Linked DNA regions of Homo sapiens: region 1 is linked to region 2. Evidence: chromatin loops called from intact Hi-C (ENCODE). Cell type or tissue: heart right ventricle. All regions are shown on one strand. Each heading gives the region's core, and the rest is flanking DNA. Links, peaks and the distances in the headings are about the cores only. Region 1 overlaps LINC00970 (long intergenic non-protein coding RNA 970). Region 2 overlaps LINC00970 (long intergenic non-protein coding RNA 970).

Region 1 (15,429 bases), core at 2,622-10,621, 52 kb after region 2:
AAAAATCATAATTGAAGTCATGCTAAAGAGCTATGAACATTTCACCCAGGTATAGCTGCTTCTCAAGCCAAGGAGAAGAGGGTGTTTGTTCCTTAATTTCCTTGCATGAATTCTCACTGAGAAAGGGAGGTACTCACTGAGGTACTCACACAGGTACTTAGAAAAAAAGAAGCAATGAGGGCAAAGCATGAAAACTGGAGATCCTGGAAATGTATCGGATCCAAGTCCCTAGGCTTAAAAGCCGTCAACAATATTATCAAAATAATTTTGGTATCCCCGAGAGTAGGCTTTTAGGTAGCGCAAACACACACACACACACACACACACACACACACACACACACACACACACACACACGTCAATCTGTAATTACTTTGGATATTTTCATTAATATTTGATTTTCTGAATAATAATTTTAAAATCTAATACTTCTTTTGTTATTTTCTTAAATATTTTAATTCTTTTAATTTTTTTCTTTTTTTTTTTTCAGAGACAGAATCTCACTCTGTCACCCAGGCTGAAGTGCAGTGGTGCGATTATAGCTCACTGCAGCCTCGAACTCTCGGGCTCAAGCAATCCTTCCGTGTCAGCCTCCCAAGTAGCTAAGACTACACATGCATGCCGCCATGCCTGGCTAAGAAATCGTATTTCTTAGGCATTTTACTTCAACTTACAAATTTTGTTATTCTAGTTATGAATCTAGAAAACTTGAGCACCATTTTTAAGAAAGAAATTTGTTGATTAAATACTCATGAACATTAAAATGTATCAATCAATTTAATCTATTTTATTTGCTCTGTAAGACTTAATTATCTGACTAATAGAATCTTACCGAATATTTAGTAGCTTTTATAAATATAATAAATAAGACTCAAAACAATGGTGAATCTTATATTCTCTTAGCATTACCATGTTGTTTCTATACATAGTTAATTCCCCTCCTACTTTTCATATTAAAAAATTACACATCTCAATCAACCATTCAGTTTAAATTAGAATCATTAGTCTTAGCTGCTGGTGTTTCAACTATCTATTGCTATGAAACAAACTGCCCCAGAATTTGGTGGCTTAGAATAACCATCATCTTACTTCTTCCTAGAGTCTGTGGGTTGACTGGGCTTGATTGGGCAGTTCTCACTCAGTTGTAATCATGCAGGACCTGGGGCTGGCACCACCTGGAGGCTTGACTGGAGTGTGCTGGGACAGCTGGGCCTCTCTCTCACCAAGCAGCCCCAAGTGTCCCTTCTCCAAGTGGCATCTCCATATGGACTCTCCAGCAGGACAGCCAGACTACTTACACGATGCCACATAACTTTCAAAAGTGAGAGTTCCACAGTAGACACTGGGGACTACAAGAGGGGAGAGAGAGGGACGGGGGGAAGGGCTGAAAAATTGCCTGTCAGGTACTATGTTCACTACCTGGGTGACAAGTTCAGTCATACTCCAAGCCTCAGCGCCACACAATATACCCTTGTGTAGCAAACCTGCACATGTACCCCCTGAATCTAAAATAAAAGTTGAAGATGAGAGAGAGAGACCCAACGGAGAAAAAGGAGAAGCTACCAGTCCTCTTAAAGTTTAGGCCTAGAACTGGCACAGAGCCACTTCCACCCCCTTCTATTGGCTAACATGAATATAGACCAGCCCAAATTCAATGAGGGGACTGAACAAGAGTGTAAATATTGGGAAGTGTGGTTCATTGGATGACTCTCCTTAAAGACTAGTTACCACAGTTAGATAATCCAGTATGCCAAAATTTCTGAAAGCTTACAAATATCATAAATACCAAAAACATATATATATAGGTATTTGTGATATTTTATTTATAAATTATATATAATATATATTATATATAAAGTTCTTGTGACAAGGACTGCTGTTGCTCACCAATATCTGTGTTCTCTTCTTCCCAGGCACACAGCAATACCACATTTTCCAGTCTCCCTTGAAGTTAGGTGTGGCCATGTCAATGAGTTTTGGTCAGTGGAATATGTGTGGAAGTGTCATGCCTCGCTCCCAGGCCTGGTCTATCTGAGTGCCCTACTAGATTTAGTATCCATCATTGATTGTTGCCTGAAGTAGTATTCACTATGATGGTTGCAAAATGATGGATTTTCAACTCTGACATTCTCTCCACACTTACTAGTCAGTACTTGGCTTTACTATAGGCAAGAGCCCTCGCTTCTCACCCATTTATGTGTTTGTTTATCTATTGATTAACAATATGAGCTCATTGCTGTTCTTAATTCTTTTGGTGTTTAAATTGTCTCAGACTTTGGTGAATGAGAGCCCCTTTTTGATGGATGTTGTATCTTTTTTTCTTTCTTTTTAAAGAACTTTCCTACTTTCTAACATAAAAAAATACTCCAGACTTATTCTCTACCTACCCTGTCCCAGATCTAGAATTTTCCCTTTCTCCAAGAAGCTCTGATTCCTTTCATGGGCAAATGCTATTTAGAAACCAAGGTCTAGATGCTAGCTGGGCTCATTGCTATTGGGGTGTTTTTGCTTTTAGGAGACAAAGTTAGGAAATACATGAATTTTTATACACACACATACACATGCAAATATATGTACATGAAAAGTGCACATATATACACACACATACATTTACACAAACAATCTACACAGATTAGAAATCACAAGTTTGCACAGATAACATTAAATGCAATCCATCCCCTGTGGGGATGGATTTCCCTACACCATTTCATATATATCCATTCACCACAATGAATACCTGGGTCCCAACAAGATATGTGCATTTATTCATTTGCTTAATCCTATAATACATCTAAAGTAGTTTCAGAATTTCCTTGTTCATACAACCACAAAAAGAAAGCCTACTCAAAAAAGTTCAGGGTTTGTTTGCCGCTTTCCTCCTCCTAAGACTTAGGGTATGTAGTCAAATATCATGTTCTTAAGGTTCTTAAGTTAGCCAGCTTGCTCCCATTTTTCATTCTGTGTGGTTATGCAATTCATTCAAAATATCTTAGGGTTCATATGTTTTCATTGGTTTTCAGCATTAGGTTCTTTTCTCCTCCCATCCTTGTTGATTTAATTACATGTTTTTTAAAGAGGTAGAACATACACATGCGTCTAAAAAACAAAACTGTACAGAAAGATGTTCTTAGAAAGTGCCACTCTCTTCCATGTCCCTTCCTCTGCATTTCCCTTCCAACACCATCTGTAGGTAGCTAACTTGATTGTCTTCTGGTTTATTCTCCCTGTGTTTCTTTTTGTAAAGATAAATATATGCATATGTTTTTAAAATTTCTTCTTTCTTACACAAAGGGCAATATAACATATATATATACTCTTTTACATATATATATGCTTTATATATATACTTTGCTTTTTTTAACTTCACATATCTTTTGGAAATCACTCCATATCAATTCATAGAGACCTTTCTCATTGTTTTCATAATTATATAGCACTATACTATGTGAATGCACCATAGTTTACTCAACTAACCTCCTATGCTTGTACATTTAGGTAATACACAAAACATTTTCAGTATAAATAATGCTGTAATAAACTTTTGCATTTTTTTAATGTTAAGGCATATCTTTAAGGTAGACTCTAGGGTCAAAGGGTAAATGCATCAACAAAGTCACCTCCATAAATGTTGTACCATTTTACATTTTTATCAGCAATGCATAAAAATGCCTGCTTCCCCAGCCTACTAACACAGTGTATTGTCAAGCTTATAAATTTTTGCCAGTCTTGACAGGTAGAAAATAGTATCTCATCCTCCAGTTTCATCCATGTTGTTGTAATTGGTATTATACTCCATGAAATAAGCCAGATACAGAAAGAATAAGACTGCATGATCTCACATGTGAAATCTGAAAAAAAAAAAAAGTCAAATACATAGAAACAGAGTAGAACAGTGGTTACCAGGGATGGGGAGAAGGAAGAAATGGGGAGATGTAGGAAAAAGGGTGCAAACTTGTCACTGTGTAAGATAAGTCTGGAGATCTACTGTATAGCAGGAGGACTACAGTTATTAATATTGTATTATATATTCAAGATTTGCCAAGAGAATGGATTTTAAGTGTGCTTACCACAAAAAAAAATCTGTTAAATTGCTTACCTATAATAATCATTTCACCATGGATATTTACATCAAACATTACATTGCACACCTTAAATTTATGTAATAAAATATATTATATAAATATGTACATATATAAATACATATAATGATAATGCATTAAAAGGAAAATAGTATCTCATCTATATATGTTGTATAATTTTTCTTAGAGCAAAAAGACACAACTAACAAAAGAAACGGGAATATGACCTCAGTGATCTGAGGTTTACAAGCAAACTAGAAAACTCTCAACTCAAAAAGAGTGATTATCAACCAGTGATTTCAGCTGAGGAGTGAATTCTAGAACTGCCCATATCCAGAGCAATGCCTCTTTGCAAGCCTTGCTGAGTCCTATTTATAATGCACTCTGCCAATTGGAGATCTAATCCATTTGCCTCAAATGGGGTTGTTTACACAACTAGACTCCCAAATTTCTGTCTACGTCTTTATTTAATTATTTAATAATCAATTTCAACCTTATTGCCTGATTAAGGTGGGAAAATATTCCATATGCCAGCTCAGGTAGATTTGCCACTCAATTGACTCAATTAATATATTGATCACTTAACTTTATTAGAATTCTTTGCATATGCCTCTTCTCTAGCAGGACATATTTTATATAGGTATGTAAATGGCTAACTGTATTTGTATCTATTTCATACCTATATCTGGTTCTACACTTATAGCTTCTAAGGTCATTCTATATAAGACTCCAGCCTATCTTTCAAGTCTTTTCCCCCACTTCTTCCACAGAGTCAACACTCTAGATCATGGATTTTCAATGGCTTTTATAGTAGAAAATTGTTTCAAATGAAATTCAATATGTATAAAAGATATATACAAAGAAAGGGTAAATTAGGGTATGGTCACTTGCTGCACAAAAGATTTCAAAACAATATTCTTTTATTTCAAATATCAAAAAATTCTTGAGAAAAGAAACACTTTCATATTCCTACAGAACTTAGCGTGGTAAGTCTAGTTATTTTGTATCATACTGTAAATTTTTTTCAACTCTCTATGATTTGTATCCACAGATTTCAAGATTCTTGAATGCAGAAACTGTGTGTGTGTGTGTGTGTGTGTGTGTGTGTGTGTGTGTGTCATGAAATAGTGACAGAATCCCCAAACAGAAGTCTCCCTAGGCAGGGCTCCTATTACTGCTTACCTTGGCTCCCCTTCCACTGCCAGCATGCTGAACCAATAGGATTACAGTGAGAATCCTATCCTGGAATAAATATCCTCTTAGGCTCACAACTCTATCTCCCCTTCTCATCTTTCTCAGCAAGTTACATAGTTCCAACCTTTCTACAGAACTTCAGCTTCCCCAGTCTGGTGAAGTGCTCAGCTAGTTTTTGCTGAGAGGTGCTGGTCTCATAGGTGACATGCTAATTAATTAATTAAGCAAATAAGATCCACTGAATGAATAGGCAAATGAATGAAGACCAAAGCTGCTCTTTCTAGACCTTCTGTCACCTTTGTTTCCCACACCACCAATCTGGACAAGGACAGTCCAAGTCTTATTTTTGTTTATTTTAGTGTACGGTCTTAGAGGCTTTGACCATATAGTCTATGTCACGCCTTCAGCATGGTCAAAATTCAGCCGATAATGGTGATGTTTGTTTCATTTCCAATATAGCACCCACATCCTGCAGATGCTATTTACTCTTCTAAGCAGCATCCTGAAACACTGAAGATGCTGTAGCAGATGCTCCGTGTGTAGCTTCACCTAACTGCGCCAGAGTTTCAGCTTTCACATTGGAAATAAAAGTATGCACAAGGATGGTAGGTGGGAGCGAGGCCCAGTGGGGGAAGGAGACAGAGGCAGGGAGAAGGAAGGATGTTGGCCTCGGCCTCGCTTTGAGGAGATACAGGGCTTTACAAGAGCTCACTGACATAGAGAATTGAGCTAAATGTTGCCAAAACTAGGCTGCCTGCAAATGCCAAATAATAGGAATCCTTTATCAGGAACACTAGGAACCTTTTCAGGAGAGAATCATAAAGAATTCCGGGAAGTGCATATTCAAAGCCTGTTTCCTAGGCAGCTGAAGCCACCCACCTTCTCTTGCACAAATGGAGCCAAATTCAGTTCTCAAATGTGCCGTTTGCCTGGGCTTTCAAAACAATCCTAGGAGTTCAGCTGGTTTCTTTTGCTTGCTGAAAGAAGCCTGTAAGAGAAGGGTTTAATGCTGCTCTCTATCTGGCCATTGGAAATCCTTTCATTCCCAGCCCATCCTGCCTCCCAAGCACCCTACATCAGCCTCAGTCCTATCTTTGCAGTAGCCTTGAGCTGAGTTGTCACTGTAGTCACTGTGGAAATGCAACAGAGCAGTTAATCTTCTTGCAGTTCTTTGAAGTCTTGGGGAGGAACAGAACAAATCATCTATTGCCGTCTTGCTGTCTTCTGGGGCCCTGCAGATAGCTTTAAAATTTGGCTTTAGTTGGAATATGGGACTGGGACACAGATCTTGGGGAGAAAATAAGAGTTTGTTTAAATAAATTATAGTACAACTATGTGATAAAATATTACATAGCCATTAAGAAACATGTATAAGAGTACCTAATTATATAGGGGAAAGTTCAGGATAATGTATTAAATGGGGGAAAAAAAGCAAGTTTCAAAAGAGAATGGTCTGAGGAAAGTGAAAATGTGTGTATCTAGAAAGAAAAAACCACCAAATTTCAATTGTGGCTACATCTGGGTATAGAACTGTGGATAGTTTTTAATTCCCTCTTTTCCTTTCCTTTCAAATTTTCTATGAGGAACACATATTAAATTTTAATCATAGAAACGATATTAATATAGAATAAAACAAAAATAATAAAGGAAATATAATGTACAAATTAGGCAAAAGTCATGCCAGGTTATGACCAGAGAATTTTCCCTCGCATCACTAAGTCATTTCTCTTCCTTCCCCTTCTAGCACCTGTAGTCTCGTCTTTACAAGTCAACATTGTTTTGTACATCGTCCTACATCTCTGATAGCTCACTGAAAGCATGTTCTGTTTCCCCAGGACTGCCTTTTATTTTTCTCTTGCACACAAACCCCCACCTTCAATGACTAAGTGTAGAGCTATACACACGGCAGGTATAAGGTTGAATGGTAAATTTAACAAAGCCAGAGTCACTATGAGAAGGAAAGGAATGTTAAGAGGTGCTGGGAAAGGGGTGAGTCAAGTGGCCTAAATGAAGGTGATAGAGAGATAAAGAGACAGATAGATAGATAGATATAGACAGATAGATAGATAGATAGATAGATAGACAGACAGACAGATAGATAGATAAGCAATTTTTCATCCCGATGCTTTATATTCCCTAGAAGGAAGGTGACGGGATCTTCTGAACAATGTTTTTATCTGAAAAAATTATCCCTCTCTCTCAAACACACACACACACACACACACACACACACACACACACACACAGTCTGTTTCACATTAAGATCTGTAGCCCCCAGCATAGAACTTGGTGGTGCTCAATAACTACTCCCTGATGAACAAAAAACAAATGCCCACTCTCCATTGCATGGTGCCACCCCTTACATCACAGACCCTCTTTCAGATTAGGGAACACACTAAGCAGGCAGACTAAAGCATCTATGCAATCATGAAGTTCAGAGCCTCCACTAGGAGAAAGGAGTTCATCAGAAGTTTATGCAGCCAGGGAGGAGAGAACAGGCTACTCGAATAAAAAGCATTCCAAGGTCTCATGGCTTCCCAGAAGGCCTGGCAAAGAGCACTGGTAAGTGTACAACCAAACCCAGTCCTGTCCTGCTAGGACTGGAATGCCTTGCAGGGTAGGGATCCTGAGAAAGGTTAAGAGCAAGCCTTGGCAAATTGACAGTCCACAGCCAGATGGGTTTTCGCTTTGGCTTTGTTTGACTTGACTTTGAGTGTGCAGTGTTTTATAAACACTTCATTTTAAATATCTGATTTTCAGTGGTGCAGGTGTGCTCCAGTTCACCCTATCCCACATCCTCCCAGTCTTCCTCCTAGCAGTTTCTCCAATTTACATTACCCGACAGCTTTTGGGTTTATAACCTGTGCTTGGAATGAAGCCATGGTGAACAATGCCTCTACTACTGGAGGGAAGAAAATAAAAATATTAATTATAGTAGCAAACGTCCAGTAAGTGCTTACAGTGTGCCAGATACCATCCTAAGGGCTTTATATGCAGGTATCATCTAACCTTCAACACAGGCTGACACTGTTGGGATTCTGTTCAGGTCCCTTTAGACCCTACTTAAGAGTTCTGTGTATTCCTCTCCAGTAAATATGTGCTTATGTGTTTAAATAGGGGACTTACAACTCTTTCCAGTGGATTGACTCAGGGCTACTGGGGCCTAGTAATTTACATTCTCCCCATCCCTTCCCAGCAATGATAATTGGCCGCAGGATTACTTATACTCAAAGCTCCCCCACAGGATCAGGCTGGGACTTCATTACAAAACACATGTGCCCGACTACTTCCCTTCTCCTGTCATACCTGATTATTTTCATCCTACATATGAGGAAAGTGAAGCCCAAATTAATTTGCCTCAATGTACAAAATGGCAAGTTGCAGAGCCCAGGGCTATCTTCAGAGGGATTTTTAAAGGTGTGTTAAAACACAAGATGAAAGAAATTAATGTGAAAAAGAACACAAGGCCTAGACTCTTCCTTTTGACACAGGATACCTAGATCATTCATACAGTAGTAGTGATAGCTTGTTATGTTGTGTCTGTCTGCCTCTCCTTCATCTCTTTGTCCTTCCCTTCATCCCATCTAAGGACTCTTCTTTTGGAAAAACTGTGGCCATAGAAAAGGGTTTCGTTGAGGAATGAGGTATTTTCCTTGTGTAAACAGGCTGACGTACACATTGATAGAAGCCAGTGATTGTAGATACCTCGGTCTACACAGCCAACAGTTGATCCACCATGTCACCATATTGACAAAGCACTGTACAGCTTAGCTAGCTGTTTTTGTATTGTTGCCATATATTTGAACCAAATTGCATAAACGCTGAGTCATATGTTCATACATTCAAAAGATATTTATTGAGATCTACTCTATACAAAGCACTGTGTTAAGATGGGATACAGTTACAAACCAGACAGACCTTTGCAAAGTTAGTCCATGGAGAGGTTATTCCTTGGGAAAACGCCATAAGTACATGTGAAGTAGAGACACTCACCTTTTTCATGCTCTGTGGTAACAGCAAGACAAGGTCCTCCTCAGGCTGCGCTGCAGGTCTGTCCTCTGAGGACCCTCAGGCTCCATGCTTTTTCTTTATTTAAATTTAAATTCTTTTTCTTTTTATACTGAGTCAGGGTCTCACTATGTTGCCCAGGCTGCTCTTCAACTCCTGGCCTCAGGCAATCCTCCTGCCTCAGCCTCCCAAAGTGCTAGGATTACAGGTGTGAGTCACTGCACCTGGCCTCCATGCTTTAATATTCTCAAAAGGCCACACAAAACACAACTGAGGTCAAACCACAACCATGTTCCTTTGCATCTTCCTTAAGTTAGTGACTTATTTTCTATGTTGACACTGGGACCTTATCATTGTAGTAGGTACAGGTATGATTCAGATGATTAGCTAAATTCCTAAAAGACAAAGACTCCACTAAGAGGTCACCAAAGGCTGAGTGCAGTGGCCCATGCCTGTAATGCCAGCATTCTGGGAGGCTGAGGCAGGAGAATTGCTTGAGCCCAGGAGTCTGAGACCAGCCTGGGCAACATAGTGAGACCGTGTCTCTGCAAAAATATTTTTTTAAATTAGCCAGGCACAGTGGCACCTGCCTATAGTCCTAGCTACTTGGGAGGCTGAGGTGGGAGTCCTAGCCACTTGAGCCTAGGAGTTTGTTACTGCAGTGAGCTATAATCGCACCTGTGACTCCAGCCTGGGAGAAAGAACAAAACCCTATCTAAAAAAAAAACAAAAGAAGATCACCAAAAGAAGTCACGATAAAACTGAAAAAAATAATATGGTTTCTCCTGTGTTTACAGTTTACTGAAGGTATCTTGAGTCCTTTTTTTCCTCTTTCTAAGAACAATGATACATCTTGGATCCTTCATAGTTATCTTTTTCACTGATGTTTTAAACACAAGTACAATACAATCTAATAATAATAATATTGAAAATCTGTTACTGTCTTCAAGATACTTTTTACTGTGACATGCATTCTTATTTAAACAGTAATTACTTACAAATAATAAATTACATAATTTAATTTTTTCAATTTACTCTATATAAATATAGTAAGGAAGATATTATTGTCATGACCTTACAGGTGAGACAATTGAAGTTTAGAACTTTTAAGTTATATATCCAAAGTCATATGGTCTTATTTGTTTCTGCTATGCAAAGCCAGTGACTGATAATTTTATTTGAATGGAAATTTTAATTTGCTTTCACTTTTCTTACTTTCATATGTATCCCAGAAGGTATTTCCATCCAATGTCTACGTCTATTTTATTCTGCCTCAATTAAAAGAAAAATCAAAGAAGATCTACTTTGTTTTGTATTTTTGTTCTCTTAGTATATAAGATTATCTTGAAATCTGGTTATAAGGACTATAACATTTTAATACTCTCCACTCTCCTTCTATAATTAGACAATTATAGAAAATAGCCCTTTGTTCCTGTTTCATTGGTCAGTAAACTATTTTAATAATTAATTGATTTTGCGCTTTAGTTGCATTAGTTACAATATAATGTTGAACAAATTTTACGGCCAAAGTATCTGGTGGGCAATTTAGGTCAGTCTGTTTACTACTACTACTAATGATGATGATGATGATGAAACATGAGCTTGTAAGCTCTATAGTTGCAAAAAGTGCCGCTATTTAGTGTTATGAATTGAAGTGCAGTGCCTGGCACAAAGTAGGCGTGACCTCAAGGGTATCAAAATCCGGAGTGAAAAAGGTAAACAATGAAAGAAGTGAAGAAGGCTGGCACAGAAAACCAAAGGAACTGTAAGTGAAATTAGCTAAAAAGGCTTGGTTGAGATAAAGGTTAAAATTACTGGCCTTTGAAAGAGAAATCCTACACTTTGGCTTCAAAACTTCACAGCCTTTCCCTTTTTTTAATGCCTCTCTGCTGTATCAGATCATCTCCTTGCTTATGACAACTTGAGTGACAACAATGGAGAAGTCCTAGGTGGTGTGCTAATATCTAGTTGGCTTTATGCCAGCCTTTAAATAACCCCTTCCCTATAGGATTATATTGCTGTTGATAAATGGAATTAAGTTAGGATAGAAGTGGAAATTGTTAATGGATGTAAAGGAGATCTGCAGAGGAGATCTCCCCAGTTCAAGGCTAGGTATCTTTCTTTCACAGCAACAACAAAATCAGTTATTGGTGACGTTTATAGAAACCCAGTCAATGAAACATGGGGCTTGGTGCTTCATAAGTTTTTTGTTTGTTTGTTTGTTTGTTTGCTTGTTTTTGCAGTAGCCCTCTGAGGTTCTTACAAAAACCATGAACTCTCTCCAAAAGAAAAAAAAAGACATGCTTTTATATACACCCATCCTTGTTTTCAATTTTTCTTCTGGCTCTCCTACTCCCTGATGGAACCATGGACATTGGATCTATGGACCTAGAGTAAGAATTTCTGTCTGGATAGTTTATAATGCCTCTTCTAGATCTAATATTCTATTTGTCTATGAGTTGATACAGTTGTATTCAGATTCCAAGTTTTTTTGTTGTTGGTTTGTTTTTTGTTTTTTTAAACATGATCTTGCTCTGTCACCCAGGCTGGAGTGCTGTGATACAATCTTAGCTCCCTGCAGCCTCAACCTCCCGGGCTCAAGAGATCCTTCTATCTCATCCTCCCAAGTAGCTGGGACTACAGGCATGTACCACCATACCCGGCTAATTTTTGTGTTTTTTTGTAGAGATGAGGTTTTGCCATGAAGCCCAGCCTGGTCTCAAACTCCTAGACTCAAGCAATCTGCCTGTCTTGGCCTCCCAAAATGCTGGGATTACAGGCATGAGCCACCACGCCTGGCCCAACACTGCCAAATTTTATCCACATTATCTGGGTTAAGTTTCTCAACCTCTCCAAGCTCCTGGCTCTTCATTGTAATTGTGAGGATTAAATGAAGTCATGTGTATAAAAAGGCTTACCTCCTCCCCTTTGTCTCTGTAGTAGGCCAAATGATGCTCCCCTTCCCAAAGATGTCCACACCAATCCCTGGGTCTTATAAATATGTTAAATTGTGTGGCAAAAGGGACTTTGCAGGTATAATGAAGGTTACAGATCTTACGACAGGGAGATGATCCTGGATTATCTGGTGGGCCCAGTCTAATTACATAAGTCCTTGAAAGCAGAGAAATTTTTCCAGCTGGAGTCAGAGAGAAGTGGCAAAAGAAGCAGCGGGAGAAATGAGGCAGAGGAGAGGGCAGGGAGATGTGGAGCGTGGGGATGCAACCAGCATTGCTGACTTTGAGGATGGATAAAAGGAGCCACAATCCAGAGAAGGCAGGTGGCCTCGATGCTGAGAATGACTCAGCCAATAGACAGCAAGGAAACAGAGACCTCAGTCCTACAACTGCAAAAACCTGGATTCTGCCAGCAACCGGAGTGAGCCTGGAAGTGGATTCTCCTACATAGCCTTCAGTAAGGAAAGCAGCTCTGCTGACATCTCAATTTTGGTATGGTGAAACCCTGGGCAGGACTCAGCCAAATCACCGAGACTTTTGATTTACAGAACTGTGAGACAATTAATGTGTGTTGTTTTAAACTGTGTTTTTGGTCATTTGTTATGCCAGCAATAGAAAAAAAATACCCCTACATTTCCCTATTCTCATGACAACCTACTCTCCCAAGGATGGATCGGTTAGTTCCCCCATAAAGTGAATTTCAGCTGAGATGTTGCTGTGCCCAGGTTTTTTGTTGTGATTTTTTTTTAACCTCAAATTATATTTGCTCTTCTACTTATAAGTGAAAGAAACTTTAGGCAGCAACAATCAGAAAGGAGAAGGTGTTTTGAAAAGATGATGTCTTTTTCCTGGCGTTTCTAAAGTTATACCATAGCAGAAGCTGCAAGTCCAGTTGATCTTTTCACAAGTAAGCCTCTGTGTGTTGGTCAGCACCCTGTCCTTCCTACCAAAACAACACCCTTCTTTGTTTAAACCTCCGACTCTCAATTAACTTTTCTCATCAGCCCTACGTAGCCCCCACACCTGGGCTAATTAAGGGATTTCTCTGGGGACATGGACTCAGAATTCTGCTTGGTTTCCATATATAAAGGATAGCTCTCAGGAAGCCAGGTGGATAACTGGAGGAAGACACACAGAACCTCCAGTAAATATTCTGCTGTGATGGAATCCGGAGTTGCCTTGCAATTCCTTCAAACATCGTCATTGCTGAGAGCTGAGAGCTGAGAGCTGATGCGGCATAGGATTTTATCAAGTTGCTCCTTTGAAGACAGTGAGCCCCTGTTTTTCAACCTGCCTGTATGGTCAATAGGCTATACTGTTCCATCCATTTCCACAGGAAACCGGGTGATATGATTTGGCTCTGTGTCCCCACCCAAATCTCATCTTGAATTGTAATCCCTATAATCCTCATATGTTGAGGGTAGAACCCAATGGGAGGTTATTCGACCATGGGAGTGGTTTCCCCCATGCTGTTCTCATAATAGTGGGTTAGTTCTCACAAGATCTAATGGTTTTATAAGGGGCTCTTCCTGCTTCACTCCTCACTCTTCTCTCACCTGCCGTCTTGTGAAGAAGGTGCCTGCTTCCCCTTCCGTAAATTTCCTGAGGCCGCCTCAGCCATGTGGAACTGTGAGTCCATTAAACCTCTTTTCTTTACAAATTACCCAGTCTCAGGTAGTATCTTTACAGCTGTGTGAAAATGAATACACCAGGTGACTTGGCTTGGACCCATGGGGCATCATATCTGGGGAAGCAGATATCTGATGCACCTGGTCTGGATGGTCCCACACATTACAATAGCCAAGATATGAATGAGTAGACACCAAGTGGAATAAGCTCCTGAGTCTGAGCGGAGGCCCTAGGGCTCATCAGAAAATATGATCACAGGGTCATGGGGTGGCATCATGTCACTGACCAAATCTGTACCAGCATTTTGAAGCAACACAGGAAAGAGAAGCTTGAATCTTTCCAGCTTCTGTAGCTGTTGTCAAAGGGACTTGATGCAAAGCACAGGACAGCATTTTTACTATGTGCATTTCAGAAGATTTTCCAAATAACAGAACTGAAACTTCTCTGTCTCACGCTCAGGAGATTGGCCTGGCTTTTCCTTTTGGCTGAATTTCCACTGGCCTCTTTGATCTCCGGTTGTTCAATATGCCCTCGTGCTCTGCATTTCCAGGCTCACCATAGCTTTCTCTCATCTTTCTTCTTCCTGTCACAGCCAAGCTTTAGATTGTCTGGATTATAAATCCCAACTCATTAGATGGCCTATCAAAGATAGGAATTTGCCTTTCATTACAGTGTCCTGTATTATTTTTTATTGTTTACTCTGTAAAAATGTATATCCAGATATGTGAATGTTGTGGACATAGCTATTTGTCTAAGGTTTTGAATCAGGACCATGGAAGCAGAAGGATCCTCAGGATAGAGAGAGAACAGGAAACAAAGTTTGGAATAAAAAATTATGGATTTAAATCCCTGACCACTCCACAGTAGCCTTGAATAACTATGAAATTTCTCTTTGCTCATCTTTTTGACTATAAAATAGGAGTAATTAGACCGATTTATTGTGAAGACTCATTGGAAATCCATGTTCTTACAACAGCCTCCAAGCCTTCTGGCTCTCTCACCCCACCTCCTCTCTATCTTATCTTCTACCTCTCTCTCCTTGTGCTCCTCCTGCTCCAGTCACACTGTCCTGTTAGATATTCCTCAAATATACCCAGAACTGTCTCCCAAGGACATATGCACTCTCTCCCCTCTCCTTGGAAAGCTCTGTCCTCAGATAACCACATGGTTTTCTCTCCCATGTCCTTGGGTTAGCTGCTCAAGTCAGAGACCTACCCTCATCACCTATATTATTTAGAGCAATATCACACTGCCACTTCTACACCTCCCAACCCTGGTACTTCATAGCCCTCTTGAGTACTTTATGTTTGTCCACTGCTCTTATCACCACCTGACATATTACTTATTTATTTTGCATATTGCTCTCCATTAAGAGTTGAGTTTGACTGTTTGTTCACTGTTGTATCTGTTGCAATTCTATGAAGCATGTTTAAAACATTTTGGGTGCTCAAAAAATAAATCCAGAAAGAGTGACTGAGAGAACATATATAAAGTGCTAATGCCCATTACAGGAAGGGCATTTAAGAAACTGCTAATGACAATATATCTGAGGGGTAGTTGTCTGA
Region 2 (15,429 bases), core at 5,075-13,074:
GTGTAGCTAGAGCTATTCCCAAAGACAAGTCTTCTCATAAGCAACCAGCTCCCCATAGGAATCCAACATTTTCCATAATCTCTTCCATTTTTTATTATATCTTTGAGGTGTTACTTAGCTGAACAAGAAAAGCAGTTTTGCTTATGACTGGGTCTTCGCTTAGATTGAAATAGGGAATCCTCATTGTTTTATCTTGACACCAAGGGCTTAAGGATCTTAGGCCCTTGCAGACTATAAAAATGTCACTAGGAAATTAAAATCTTAAAGATAAAAATAGTGGCATAGTTTTATTTATTTTTCCATTCTATAAATACTTATTGAACATGTAAAATGAGCCAGGTGCTTGACAGGGAATAAGGAATACAATAATATACAATGGTAAAATGGTCCTTCCCTTTAGACTTACAATCTGGTGAATGAGACATAGAGAGATGGAAAAATTTGAAGTACTATTAATATTAATCAGTATAGAGCAGGATGCAGTCACATGAATGGTAGGGGAGATAGACTGTTTAAGACATGGGGATAACATGTGCAAAGGATCAGACATAAAAATGTGCAAAGAACACTACAAAGACTAAAAGGAAAACAATGTTGTATGGCTAAACATGAAATAAAACCTGAAATATGGCAAGACATAAAACTGGATATTTTTTTCTGGTGGGAGATTTAACATGCTCCAGGCCTCAGTTTTCTCATTTTCAAAACAAGAAAGGTTGGGAGGCCAAGGCAGGTGGATCACTTGGTCAAGAGTTTGAGACTAGCTTGGCCAACATGGTGAAACTCCATCTCTATTAAAAATATAAAAATTATCCAGGCGTGGTGGTGTATGCCTGTAATCCTAGTTACCTGGGATGCTGAGGCAAGAGAATTGCTTGAACCTGGGAGGTAGAGGTTGCAGTGAGCCAAGATTGTGCCACTGCACTCTAGCCTGGGCGGCAGAGCGAGACTCCATCTCAAAAAAAAAAACAAAAAACAACCAAGAAACATGTTAACTGTGTACATAAAATACCTTCCAGCTTAAGTTAAGTGACATTAGCTTCCCTACAACCACGAATGAATACCCTGAGGACCCTCATCCTCACTGCCTATTAGAGGGGCAGCTGTTTTTCATGAATGAATCTGCAGGAATAGTACCATCTGATTCAGTGTTTTCTTTGTGAGACATTCTCTGAGAATAGACTTTTTTCCAACAAGACACATAATTTCCATATCAATAAATGCATTTCAGTTCCTTAAGGAGAAAGGCTTTTTTCCTAAAAAAAGACCAAGATGTCCAAAGGGATGACAAAAGTTGAGTAGTTCTGTCTTATGTGGCCAGCGAGGGCAAAGAGCAAAATAGAAAAAGTGCCATCAGTAAGATTCAGAGCAAGCCCACTTAATACAATGCCATCTGTCCAGTGGTTGATCAATAACACAGACCTAAAAGAGGAGAGCTGGGTCTATACTGGCCTTCAGCATTATCTCCTTGCACTGTTTTCAAGGAATTAAGGAGCTTCTTTGTCCCTTAACTCTTCAACCATCTAAGATATGAATAATCATAATATACTTTACTTTCTGAAGCATTTTGTGGATCAGGAAGTCCTTTTATATGAATTATCCTACTCAAGCCTCATGAGAACCCAGTGAACTAAGATTTCTTATCCCTTTTGTACAATGGGAAATCTTTGGTTCAGAATAAGTAACTCACCATGAGCCTCTCATTGGTCAATGGAGCTTTACAAACCAAAGACTCTTTGGATTTGCTCTGTTGCCAAAGAAAACTCTGAAGACCGGTTGGTGTGAAGGTTCTTGCCAAAAAATTTAAAATAAAAATGAAAATTTAACACATCTGACTTTTCTTTTCTGTTTGTTCCTCATACATTAAATATGATATTTAACCAATTATCTCAACTGCCTCTCAACTGCAGAAAGTTAACCTTTATATGGAATGTATTTTAATATTTTATCAATCCAGACCTAGCACCAAAAGATGATTTTATAAATTATTTCATCTACTACATCCTTATTTTCCTTCCACAAGATGGAAATTAGCATATTAATCACTGCTAACATTTTTTGAGGATTTATTATTTAAAGGCACTATACTAAGTGCTTTTACATGGATTATCTTGTTTTATCCTTAAAACAGCCTCATGAGGCTGAATATTTATTATGCCCATCTTCTTTTTTTTAGACAGAGTCTCACTCTGTCTCCCAGGCTGGAGTGCAGTAGTGTGATCTCGGTTCACCGCAACTTCTGCCTCCTGGGTTCAAGCGATTCTTGTGCCTCAGCCTCCCGAGTAGCTGGTATTACAGGCACCCGCCACCATGCCCGGCTAATTTTTGTATTTTAGTAGAGACGAAGTTTCAAAATGTTGGCCAGGCTGGTCTCAAACTCCTGACCTCAGGTGATCCACCCACCTCGGCCTCCCAAAGTGCTGGGATTACAGGTGTGAGCCACCACGCCTGGCCTGTGCCCGTCTTCTAGATGAAGAATATGAGGTCTTAAATGAGTTAAGAGATGCTCAAGTTTTCATAGCTAACGAAGAGGTGGGGCCAAAATTCAAACCAAGACACTTCATTGCCAAACAGTGTCTGTGCTCTTAAAGTCCGATGCCTCCCTACCCCAAGACTCCCTCCGACAAGCAGCAGGGTTCCATAAAAAATAAAGGCAGTCTGTGCAATCCATGCAATCTCAAGGTTATGTGTGCAATTACTGATGGGGGTATAGGCATAGAACATCACACACTTCCTACCTTTCAGCTAGGATGACAATTTCAGTCTACTTCACAGGGATTTAGAGTACCATTGAAACTGCTTCTGAAGATACGCACTCTTCATATTCAGAGGGAGCCCCAGCCCCACTGTGTTACTTTACCAGTGAGAGAGAGGGAACAGCAAGTACCTTCCAGGAGCCTGGCAACTGGCCAGCCTGTGATCAAGACCCTAGATTGGCAAGATTTAAAAGTGCAATCAGTCAACATGGGGGGAGGGAAAAAGCTAAGTGGTCCATATAGGAATCAAATGCACGAATCTGGCTTCATTAATATGCCTCATTAATTAATCAAACAAACTCATCAAAACTGCATTCAAGTTTATGGGCAAATCGAGTTTATGGGCAAAAAGGCAAAGTCACCTTGCAAGTCTTATAAAAGAGAAGTGCTGTTCATTTGCTCATTTTATTATATTGTTTTTCAAACATCATATCAAATTGCCCCTGGTGTTGAAAGGAGGCCTTGCCTGGAATGCTGGTGGCCCAGGAGGCAACCCTGGAAGGAGCCTGCCCTGACACTCCTGATCCCAGCCCCTCCCTCAGCACCCACTGCTGGGGCAGTTGCCAACAGCACTGTAAATCCTGGGGGCTCTCAAAAGAAGAGAGACAGGAAGATTTTTGACATGATTCTGAAAAAACTATGATCCGGTTTGATAGATTTTAATTTCAGTTTAACATGGACCCCAGTTTTAGATGATCTTATTACATGTGCTCTTTTCAAAACATAAAAGTTAAAAATGAACCTTTAAAAAATCCCACCATCATTTTCACAAATAGCTTGCAGCAATTTGGTTATTGTTTTCCACCTCCAAAGGGCACAAAGCAATTACTCAGAGGGATAATTACAGGGATAGAAGGCATTGAGGAGCTGAGCCTTCCACCTCCAAATTCCGTCTCTGCTGGAAACTAAGCAATTGGCTCATAATTGCCAAACTCAACTAATGGGCATGAGAAGCCCAATGTCATTCATGTTGGGTATAAATGCTGAAGACATTAATAGCATAAAAAGTAAAATCTGATTTTTATTCACGTACTTGTGTTTTAAAGATACCATAAACCATTCACTGACTTATTAGGGAGGAGGGACATAATCCATTAGAAAATAGAGAACAGAGCTTTGATATCATAAAAGCACCATTCTTCCTGTAAGGTTTGAAACTTGAGTCAAAATCCCAGCTGCTGATCTCACTTTGTGCTAGTAGCAACAACCCTCTGAGCCTCGGAGTTCCCATCTGTGAATCCCAGCCATAAGATGATGTTGTTGTGAGGATGACATAAGAAAACATAAGGAGATGTGCCCAGCACGTAGTAGGGCTCCACAATCATCTTTTGAACCTGAATCTGAATAATGTAGGTTGCTCACTTACAGGGATGAAAGGGATGAAATCTAGGCCACTAAATCACAATATGACATGCAGAAAAAATAAACTTGACTAGGTAAACTTTGATGTCCCACTATTGAAAAGATCACAAGGCATTTATTGGTTTTAAAAAGAGAAATAACACATACATTACTCTGTGTGTGTGTGTGTGTGTGTGTGTGTGTATATATATATATGTATATATATATATAAATATAATAAGACCCAGACAAATGTTCTGGAAAGTCCAAGCTCCCCTTATATATACAGTATACAAGGAAAATCTGTAAGAATTCCAGAATGATTTAACGGAATTATCTCAGAAAATCAAAACATCTAATATACCCAGCAATCATTTCAACATGACTTCAGGGTCCAAACACCAAAAAACTGTGTCTCAGCCCAATGCTAAAATCTAGTCCTGCTTTGTTTTATGTGCTTGAAGAAAAGATGTGTAGTATGAATCTCTATACAACAACTGATATTTTGTCTGTTGTTACTGGGGAGTTTCTTCCTTAAAGTGACACTATGGTAAACCTTTTTGTGGAAATGATTATCCCTTATTTTATCTTTCGTGTAAATGTGGGTCTTCCAGAACCTCATCTGCTCCTGACTGCTCACAATTATCCCTCAGGAACTCAGGAACCCTGAGAATGGAGAAGGAATCAACATGAACCATAACTCAGGATAGTATCTTTGGGAAGAGTCTGGCTCTCAGGATCTTACAGACTCAGGTTTGAGTTCTGTCTCTGACATGCACAAGCTGCATAAAATTGGATAAGTGACTTAGGCAACATCTTCTTCAGCTGTAAAATGGGTATAATAATCATCTAGACCTAATAGTTTATAATTTAGATTCGATGAGACTATACCTGGGAAACCCTGAGAATAATAAGTGTCAGTAAGTGTTAGCTGTTGCCATCATCCTCATCTTGGCCAATAGACACTGAGAGATCACCTCACATTAGCACTTAATCCATGTAACCCTTTTGCTCTTCACACGGCCTCCAATATTTATAGTCCATATCAAGCCCATTGAGGAGTGTAGCTTTCAGACCCAGTCCTATAACACTATCTACTTAGAGAAAAGTGAGAAAAAGAAGGGGAAAAGCTACATGACCTTCTCTTCCTTCTCCCGTGACATCTAAAGTGTCCATAAAAGTCACAACAGATAATAAAAAGTACATGTTGATTGACAAGTTCCTTGAATTTCACTGATTTCTACAAACCCAGAAATCAAGAAACCACGTTTCCTGTAGAAAACACTCATTCCACAAAGATGTCACAGGTACCAGAGAAAAGCAGAGAGCAAGGGAATTAATTAATTAGTTTCAGTTAGGCACCAATCAAATAATACCATTATCTTCCTACCTAATAGCCTGGGACTTAATCACGAGCTACTACTGACCATAAATATTCATATTGGCATTTGAATTTCACATAACTGACCTTTTATGTGAAGAAGTCAAGCTTGATCAAGACTGTAGGATACTAATGACATGCAGTGGAAGAGGACACATGAAAAAATATTGACAGAACCTTCCCACAAAATACGAAACCAGCACAGAAAAGATTTAAAGGAGGTAAAATAATACCTGATACTGGACTGAGCTGGCACCATAGAGTCTCTCCTCTCCTCAGCTCCTACCACACTCCACTGAAGGTAGGATTTAAAAAAAGAAAATTCTTGTACCTTCAAATCTTTTAGTCAGTTACCTTTGTTGATGATAGGGCCGATGATGGTTAGCTTGGCCTATGGGCTTCCTGCACTGTCTGCTGCTCTCTTTTGGATTTGGAAATCTAATTTGAGTCTCAGGAAGCCCTTATGAGGACCAGGGCAGAGCCAAAAGTGAGAAAGTAGGGAAGGCTGGAAGGTCAAAGGAGAGATGAGGAGACCTTTGGGGGAGGTGTCCTCCCAGGGTGTCCAGTACCTGGCAGGAAGGTGGCAGAGGAGGCTGGACACTGCTCATTCTTTCATACATAAAAGGGGCTTTTATTAACTATCTCTGTGTAAAAACTATTCCAGACACTGTGGAAGTAAAGATGAACAAGACCTGGCCCCCATCCTTAAGGTTATCATTATGTATAGGGGAAACCAATCACACACACAAACATGCATCACTTTTATACAATGGGGTTTCATGTGACAAGTGCTAAATGTGAGATGTGAACAATGTCTAAGCGATTCCGGAGGAAAGAATGCCTTAAGGGTATTGGGGGTGGTCAGGAAGGTGTCTCCAGGAAGATCATATTGTGGTCTAAAGGAGCATGAGTTTGCAAAAGTACAAGTTGAGGTGAGAGTACAGGAAGAGGATAAGTACTCCAGGTGGAAGCACCAGCATAAGCCCAGGGCTGGAGATAAGAGGCAATCCTGTGAGGATTAGTGCCCCTGAAGAGTGAAGTGGGAAAGACATGTGGAGGGGAAATGCAGGGAGATGTCTGCAGGCCAGATCACAAGTAACTAAGGGTGCCCTTCCTAGTGTCTGTATATAGGACAGAATTTCTCCCCAAGAATGCATTTGGCCAGAATGTCTCTTGTGCTCTAATATCTCTCAGGAACATGAGAATTTGAATGGGGAGGAGAAGGAGGAGGAATGCCCCACAATTAGGGCTTCAATAAAGTGACATGTAGTTACAAACAGGAAGAGAAAATATGGCATTTGCTCTTTCAGTTGATTTTGATCTGAAGTCTTAACACTGTCTTAAGTGAATACTATGCCCTCTAATTTTCTGAAATTGCAAGGTAAATGTTTAAGATGAAAAACAGGGAGTTAGTCCTTTTTTTATTTTTTTCTGAGCTTAACCTTAAGAGTGAAAAAGAGTCTGCCTTCACATCACACCCGCGCAGATCTCTGGATTCATAGGATGAGCAGGGCTGCTGTACTAATCACATTTTCTTATTGCAGGATGCAGAGCTACATAATAACTGGTGAGTAACTTCACATTGAGGAGTTAGGTTTCAGAGCTGGCTCTTAGGGATCTGGGATAAAAGCAACTCATAGTCCTTCACAGGGTCTCCAGTTACTGGGAATGGGCAAACCTTGCTGAAAAAGAGGAAGGAGGTATGTGGGTGTCAACCGGTTTGCAGCTCTGAAGCCACTGGATTTCTCAGCTCCTGCTTTTCTTCTTCCTCCTCCACCTCTTCCTGCCCTTGCTTCTCCTCCATGAACCCAAGCCCCTGCCCCATCACATGGCTAAAGAAGCAGCTACAAAATAGGGACAAATTATCATTAAATTAGCGAGGGAAAAATTGTACATTTGTCTGTTCTAGTGAAATTTTCCCCAAAGGGCTCAAAAAGATCTGGCAAGTGCTCCCTTCCTGCCGCAAATAGGTGGGAGTGTGTGGCAGTTCCACGTCTACCACATACTAAGCACTTACTACAAGGCTCTAGGCATTGTTAATGCTTTAAATAGATGTCTCAGTTTAACCATCTCTTCAACCCTACAGTACTATTGTGACCATTTTATGGATGAGAAAATGGAGGTACAGAAAAGTTAGGGGCTTCCCCAGAGCTCACAGCTAGAAATTGGTGGAGCCAATATTTAAATCTTGGCAGTCTGTCACTAGAACCCTGGACATCTACCACTGTATTATAAAGCCTCCCAGACTCCCAGAAATATGCCCATGAAATCTCCTAGATGCTGAAAATGGACCAAATCTCACCAACGCCTTTTGAAGGCAAATTATTCAAATGGATAAATGTGGATTACTATATCTTTAGGGTTTTTATTAAAACTTGCTTGACTGTGTATAAAATATTCAAGACACATATGAAAGGTAAGAACAAGTGGCCATGTATGTGGTATGTTTATTCTTCCTACACACCAGTGCTCCAGCTCTGAATATCTGAGCTACTGGACCATTGTCCACTTTGACCTTGAACAATAGGGAGATCCTTCTAGCCATGATTGTTCTTGAATCACCAAACTCCTCCTTCTGCCCTTGCATAATGTGCCCTGCCCTGCTGACAATGAATGCCCTGATGTACTAAGTCACAACACTGAATATTCCTCTGTCCTCATTTTTTTCAGCAAACAGGATGAATATCAGCTCCAGCAGAATGCCCACAAGGTTGTATGAAATTTAGCGAGAGAAAATTCTAAAGTAAATGCTGCAGAATTCTATTATACAGCACTGTTTCCAGAGTGCTCAGCATGTCACATTGCCCTGTAGAGCTGGGAATGCAGAAACAAAGGCCTCCAGTGTTATTTCCATTTGTAAGAAGACTGAATTAACGTTGCTAGGGAAACAAAACCTCAGTTTCCTATTCAATTTACTTTCAGCTTATGTGTCACACCTCTTGCAGCCTCGGTGAAACACAATAAAGGAAGAGAACTACAGTTCTTTTATTAAAAGCTCTTAGCGCACATATTTCCCAGGTAAAGATAATCCACAGGAGGATAGATTTGGGCAAATTTCATCATAAAAGTGATTCAACTCCACTAGATTTCGCTATATGGTGGGGGGAAGATTACATAAAAAGATGCCTGTGTGCATTGCTCACTGTACCTAGGAACACCTGACTCAGGAATTGCATTTGTCTCAATTTTCAGTGGTCACAGTTACAGCCTAAAAGTCTTGGAACTTGTGTATAACTTATAATGTATATATAACTTGTGTATAAGTTATAATGTTTATAATGTGTATAAGTTATAATGTGTGTATAACAATCAAAGAGAGAGAAAATTGGAAGAAATGCAGTAATGAATGGGGTCAGAATGGTGGATAGAGGGTAGGAAAGCAGGAAAAGAAGAAAGAAAATGGTAGAATCAGCTCAGTAGTTAGTAATGGACCACAAGACTTTCAAGAGGGAGCTGATCAATTGATTCTGATGTTGTAAAACATATAGGAGAAATGGGTTACGGCTAACGCAAACCAAACCAAATATCAAGGATGATCTGGAGAGAGGATATGGATCACACTTGGATGAGGCTGTGTCTGCACAAGCATGGGCTCCTCCTTCCTTTGCCGAAATATGCCGCCATCTTAAGAGCTAAAACCAACAAGCTTTCTGCTGACTGCTCAGATGTTAGTGTCTGCACACTTCCAGGGATTTGTCAAATCCTAGTCTTAATTCATCGTCAGTCCCCAGGGTTCATGAAGTGGTCCATGTTTTCCAAATCTCAGTTCAAACATCATTTCCCAAGGACATCTACCCCAACACTGCAGACTAGATTCAATCCATGCTACGCATTCTCAAAACGTGGCTATCATTTTCTCCAATTTACTCACAGTTAGAAGTTACGTATTTCTGTGATTTTATTTATCTTTCTCCTTTATTAGACTATAAGCTCCTTGAATATAAGAAGTGTGCTTGTTTCTGCTTAGCATTGTGTCCTCAGTTCCTACCCAGAATCTGGCACATAGTAGAGTCTCAGCTAATATTTGTTCAATGAATGAATGAATGTGTACTAATCAGTTATGACTAAAAGGTAAACAAATCACCCCATGATGACTAATGATACCAAGCCTTCAAAGGCCAGCAGGAAGTCACAGAATCACAAGTCAACTTCTGACTGAGCTCCTTTCCTAGGGAAGCACACACTCCCAGACAGAAGTAGACCATATAAAATTTGGATCCATCGTGAATGTTTAATTGCAGCCTTATTTTCCACATACAATGTCAGTATTTGGCTTGCCTTGTATGACCATGGGAGGCTTTCAGAATTAGTTTCTGAATAACTTCTTAAGGTTGTTTGTTATATTGACTTCAGCCAAAGATCATTGGTATTTCCTGAGACCGGAAAGATTTGGGCCTTGTGCGTAAACAACATCTTGGATCAGGCACGGAAATTTCAACAGTACTTGGCAATTTCCTAGCAGCTTACAACTGCTGATCCCGCCAACACAGGGAGTTTAGATGCAGTTTCCTCGTCCTTCTAGTTTCTATAAATGTCCTTCCTGCAGAAAGCAAGTGGCCAGAGGCACAGAGAATAGTGATGTACTCAAGTTCTCCTTCTGCGGCAGAATTAAGAATTAAATCTAGCTCCAGTGAGGAAGCAGCAGACCATGCATTCAAGACCAGTTACATAAATGGTTTGAGTCACATTATTTTTTTATCAAAAACTGTTTTATTCATTTGTACTATTCCATTTGTAATATCTAGGTAAGTGGGAGATGGGAATGTGTCAAGAAACAAAGGCTCTGGGGGGTACCACAGAATGCCCATGAGTAAATCTGTAAGACTCCACTGAGTAAATCTTTAAGACTCCACTGATAACTGTTCCTTTCATCAATATCAGGAAAAAGGTCACCAAGAAAGACATGGCTCTGAGGGATCCAGAAGCCACTGGATCTTCCCAAAATGAGAATTTCCTCAGAAAGAAGCAGAAAGAGGCCCAGATTTGAGTCAGAGGGATCCAGATATGAATACTGGTTTTGTCACTGAGCTATGTGACCTTGGGCAAGTTACTTCACCTTTCTGAGCCTCAGTTTCCTTATTTTAAAAGCAGAATAATAATATCTGCCTTCCATCACTGTTTCAAAATTAGAACTAGCTTGAAGAGAGACTCCAGACTGCTATCTGGCTTGTAATAAGTTCAACTGTCATTTCACTGGCCATCTCCAAATTGCCCTCACCACTTCTCCATTTTTCTTTGTTATCATTCTGGACCATGCCGGGTATCCTTTATTCATGCTACTGTTTTTCATGTAGTTTGCTGAACTTAGAAGTGTCATTTTCTTGGCTTTAATATCTATGATAGTAATGACTTGAATTACCTATTAATTGTATTTTGTGGTCTCATGACACGAGAGAGAGCAAAAGCGAAAGTGAGAGAGCTAGAGAGAAAGAAAGAGAGCAAGTAAGGGCAAGCAAAGTCCAGAGACAGCTACATAAACCATATTTGATTATGTGCATCTGTCAGAAGTAGGCCAGACCCATGGGATGATCAGGAATAAGTGCAGCTGGAACAGAACCTAGATATCTTTCTTCTGGTCCCTCGTCACATTCACTCCCACTTCTCTTTCACTCCCCGCTCCATCACTCCAGATTTGGTCCCTCTTCTTTATGATCCCAGCCTTCCACCACGACAACTTTAATGAACTTTGGTCCTGGTCCTCATGCCTGTCATCATCTTCTGTCTAGTCGAGAGTGGTTCTCATGTGCTCTCTGGCTCTGTCCAGGCCCAGCATGTCCCTTCTCAATTGAGCCCACTTTGGCTTCCAGTGTCTGTCCTTTCCACCTCTCCTCAATAGGTTTCCTAAATCCACCACTGACTCAATGTAGTTCAGGGCCACTGTTCCTACTGCCTCTAGTTTTGTCTCCTGACTAGCTCATTCTTCCTTTCCATTTCCTCGAGCCAGGAGGGCCAGAAAAGTCTCTTGTTAATGATGTTTGCACACTGCAGGGTTGATCGCCACATGCCACCACAGACCTGACCAAATGTGAACTTGACTTAGATCTTGCATGGGCTATGCAGGTATTAAAATCCGGGCTCCTGCCATCAAGCAGCTTACATATGATTGGCAGATAACACAGACATGTTAACGATATAAAGAAAAAACAGCCACAAAAAGTCTCATTTGAATTTGAATAATGTTCTCAGTAGATCATTATTTATCTGAGAGAGAAGGCACCAAAAGAATCCAACAAAAAAAATGGCCTAACTGGATTATTTTTATGATTACTTAATTTCAAATTTATACTAATATAATGAGTAAAATATGATTTGCTAAAGTACAATGCATAGGGAAAACAGAATCTGCTGAACTAAGAGTGACCTGTCAGTGATTCCATAAAGACCAACTTGCATAACAGAGACTGGATGACACAGAATTTAAGGTACAACTGCAAGGATATTGTAACAATCTTGATGGCGATCAATAAGTTGATGATTCTTTATTGTTTATATATCTCAAAAATAGCAACTACTTTAAAGCACTGAATTTCAAGTATACACACACAGAGCTACACATACACATAACATGCTAAGTCATCTTTTGTCAATCATTGTACTTTTTAGAGTTATATATTTCAAACTTCAAAAATATTAGGTAAAACTCACATTGTTAACATTTGGATAATGGCATTTTCAATGAACAAATAAGGGCTATTGATCAACAAAAAAAGCATATGATTTAAATAACTGAATTGCAAAATTGAGAAAGCACATCAACTTTGCATATTAAGGATATGTAGGAAAACGTATTCATAAAGTATCTGCATCTGTTTCAAAGGGGAATGCTTAATTAGAATGCAATGACCTCAATTGATCACCCAGTTTAAATGGTTCAGGATTGTGTCCTAACTAAAAGCCGCCATGGTAACTAAAAGTGAAGTCAAACAGCTGCTCACTCTGTTGCCTAACTTTGTTCACCTAGTTAAAAGTTTTCATGCTAGATAATATATTTCCCACATTTTGTACTTATTTTTAGTTTCTAGGAAAAAATGTAGAGGCATTCTGGCTTTTTTCCTGGTACAAGTCATAGTCCATTTGTCATTATGGTTACAGATAAGAAACATCCAAAACAACAAACAAACAAACAAACGAAACCAGATAAGAAACATCCCAGATATTTCTATGTAAGTCTAGACATCTAGGTGTGCTGAAAGACACTTCAAATTTGAACATTTCCTCCCACAATGTTTGGTCTATGTGCATTAAAATCCAGTTGAGCAAATCTTTATCTCAAAGCCTGCTATTTGGAGAATCTGACCTGAAACAAACATCTATATATTTTTTCATAATTGGGGGAATCCCAATATGAGTGAGAGATAAAATCTTATTTACAAGAACAGACATTATCACCCTTTACTTCCTGTCAGCTAGAGTGTGAGCTCATGCCTCTGAAATTTGAAGGAATGACCCGGAGGTTCAGGGTCAGAGTTACAAAGTTGAGACCCCAGTAGTGAGATCACAAAGGACGCATGGTGACAATGCCAACCAGCAGTGATCTAAGAGGGTAACTCCTATGGCATATCTTTGACTATGCTTCATTTCCTTTGGCTTCCATCTATGCCTAGTCTATTATCCTTCAAATGGAGGTATGGGATATTATTCCTATAAATTTATATTCCACTTAAGTTAACCAGATTAATTTCTGTTTTATTCACTAATAGAATCTTGACTCCCACAAAAATACTAGTAGAAGTTATTGCAATTTACAGAGCTATAGGATAATGAAAGAGGAATGGACAAAACAATACATGGAATTTGTTATGTAGCTTATTTGCTGACAAAGGCAGTGAAAATATAGCTAGCATTAAGGGATGGGAATACTGATGCTCTTGGCACAGATTGATAGCATGACTAATGAAATTGTGACCTGTGATTTGATGATATTAGGGAATTTGTGTTCAATATGTTAGGTATAGTCATGGTATTGTGTTCATGGAAGAAAATATTATTGCTTTAAATATGCATATTTCCATATTTGCAATGAAAAGCCATTTTGTCTATAAATAAATTTGACAATATATTTGTAAACATTAAACATAAGTGGTGTATGTACATATTTTATTTATGCTATTTTCTCTAGTTTTTATGTGGCTGAAAATGTTTAAAATAGAGATTCTGAAAATTATTACTTGTGATTACCTGAGACGATCACAAACCAGTTGGAAGGAGGGGAAACAAGTATCCATTGCCATAGAACAGTAAAAAGTGTCTAAAGAATTGAAGGATGAAGTCAAATGACAATATTATAACCCTAAATTATTAGTTAAAATTATAAACAATTATAGGGACTAATATAATTTTGTAAAATTGCCTCTAATCTCTTATAGCTACTTAGCTAAAATAAATGAATAATAAGCACTAAGTTCTACCATGCACATTGTTGAATTACATCCATTGAGTTCACAGATTTCCCAGGCCTTTTTCTGAAAATGTGGACACTGACAGAGAACACATGAAATGCCCAAAATTGGAATGGAGCACTAATGGGGGGTTTTGGAGGACTTGGAAAATCAAGAACCTACAGCTTCCATTTAGTTTCCTCTCTCAATGGAAGTAGCTTCTCCCTTGTCTCAAATAATTACCCCTGCCTTTCCCGAGGACCCTGCAACTCTCTAGTCTGTAGAAGTTAATTTATAATTGGAAGCTATTTCTCTTCATGGCTCATTACCCCACCCTTCACTTTCTCCAGAATCCTAACTAGAATCAGATTCCCAGTGTGCCCCAAATCTGAGAAGATAAAATCTATGTTACAATAATTGCAAAAATTGTGTAAGTTATATTAGGAAAGACATGGTTTATATATGTGCTAATTTCTGGATTCTGAGAGTGTTTGACTAAGAAAGGCATTGCAATTTAATTAACTGAATTTATTAATATAGGTGCAGTAAACAGATTTTTAAAGTTAATACACTAGTTCAAGCTGCTGGATCTTATTTTTTCTTTTCTTTTTTATTATTTATTTATTTATTTTTTTTACTTTAAGTTCTGGAATACATGTGCAGAATGTGCAGGTTTGTTACATGGATATACATGTGCCATGGTGGTTTACTGCACCCATCAACCCATCATCTAGGTTTTCAGCCCTGCATACATTAGGTGTTTGTCCTAATGCGGTCCCTACCCTTGCCCTCCACCCCCCAACAGGCCCCAGTGTGTGACGTTCCCCTCCCTGTGTCCATGTGTTATCATTGTTCAACTCCCACTTATGAGTGAGAACATGCAGTGTTTGGTTTTCTGTACTTGTGTTAGTTTACTGAGAATGATGGCTTCCAGCTTCATCCATGTCCCTACAAAGGACATGAACTCATTCTTTTTTTATGGCTGCATAGTATTCCATGGTGTATATCTGCCACATTTTCTTAATCCAGTCTATCATTGATGGGCATTTGGTTTGGTTTCTTTCCTAACTGACTCAATTCTACATTCAACATTGGCCACAGGAAATAAAGTTGATATTTCATAAATTTCTTGGAATGTTATTAAGAAAGTTATCCAGAGAGACTTTGAAAGACTGTTGAAGTGAATTTTATCATCCACTGACCCTCATACCCAACTATGACCAGTCCTCAAAATACTCCCATTACTAAAGCCTTAAAAAATATATTGGTGAAGGGAAACCCAGCGTCTTTATAAAGTGTCCAAGTTGTTCTCTGTAGGTGAGAGATGCTGAGGTTGAAATGAGCTCAGTGATTTCAACACGGATTGAAAGACTCAGGGTGGAACTTCACCACCAGATATAAGGTGTATATTATTACCAAAATAGATTGCTTGGGTCAGTATGGTAATTAGAATGATCTCACTCAACAGCCACAGTTCTCAAACCATATACTAAGATGCCCAGGGCTCTGCAGCAAAGTCACAGAAGTGGCCCAATATCTCGTAAATGTCAAAGGAAAACACAGTGAAATATAC

Evidence for each region. Hi-C counts contacts between places; a loop is a spot of excess contacts. Peaks named below come from ENCODE experiments on the same cell type or tissue, not always from the same donor. Only the 100,000 strongest peaks of a DNase experiment are listed, where the experiment ranks them.
Region 1: it touches region 2 in a loop (2.6-fold over the local background); 5 of 110 quality-filtered maps call a loop at or near these places.

What each region holds. Positions count from the first base shown.
Region 1 is chr1:168,965,228-168,980,656 of GRCh38, forward strand. All of the region lies in intron 3 of LINC00970 (long intergenic non-protein coding RNA 970), which reads right to left. Among named protein-coding and RNA genes, the nearest start is that of LINC00970, 110 kb to the right of the region's middle. In heart right ventricle, for the core only: no CTCF peak of the experiment used is centred there; no DNase peak of the experiment used is centred there.
Region 2 is chr1:168,911,023-168,926,451 of GRCh38, forward strand. All of the region lies in intron 3 of LINC00970 (long intergenic non-protein coding RNA 970), which reads right to left. Among named protein-coding and RNA genes, the nearest start is that of LINC00626, 130 kb to the left of the region's middle. RefSeq lists an enhancer at 10,814-10,983. In heart right ventricle, for the core only: no CTCF peak of the experiment used is centred there; a DNase peak (open chromatin) is centred at 9,943; H3K27ac peaks cover 2,126 bases.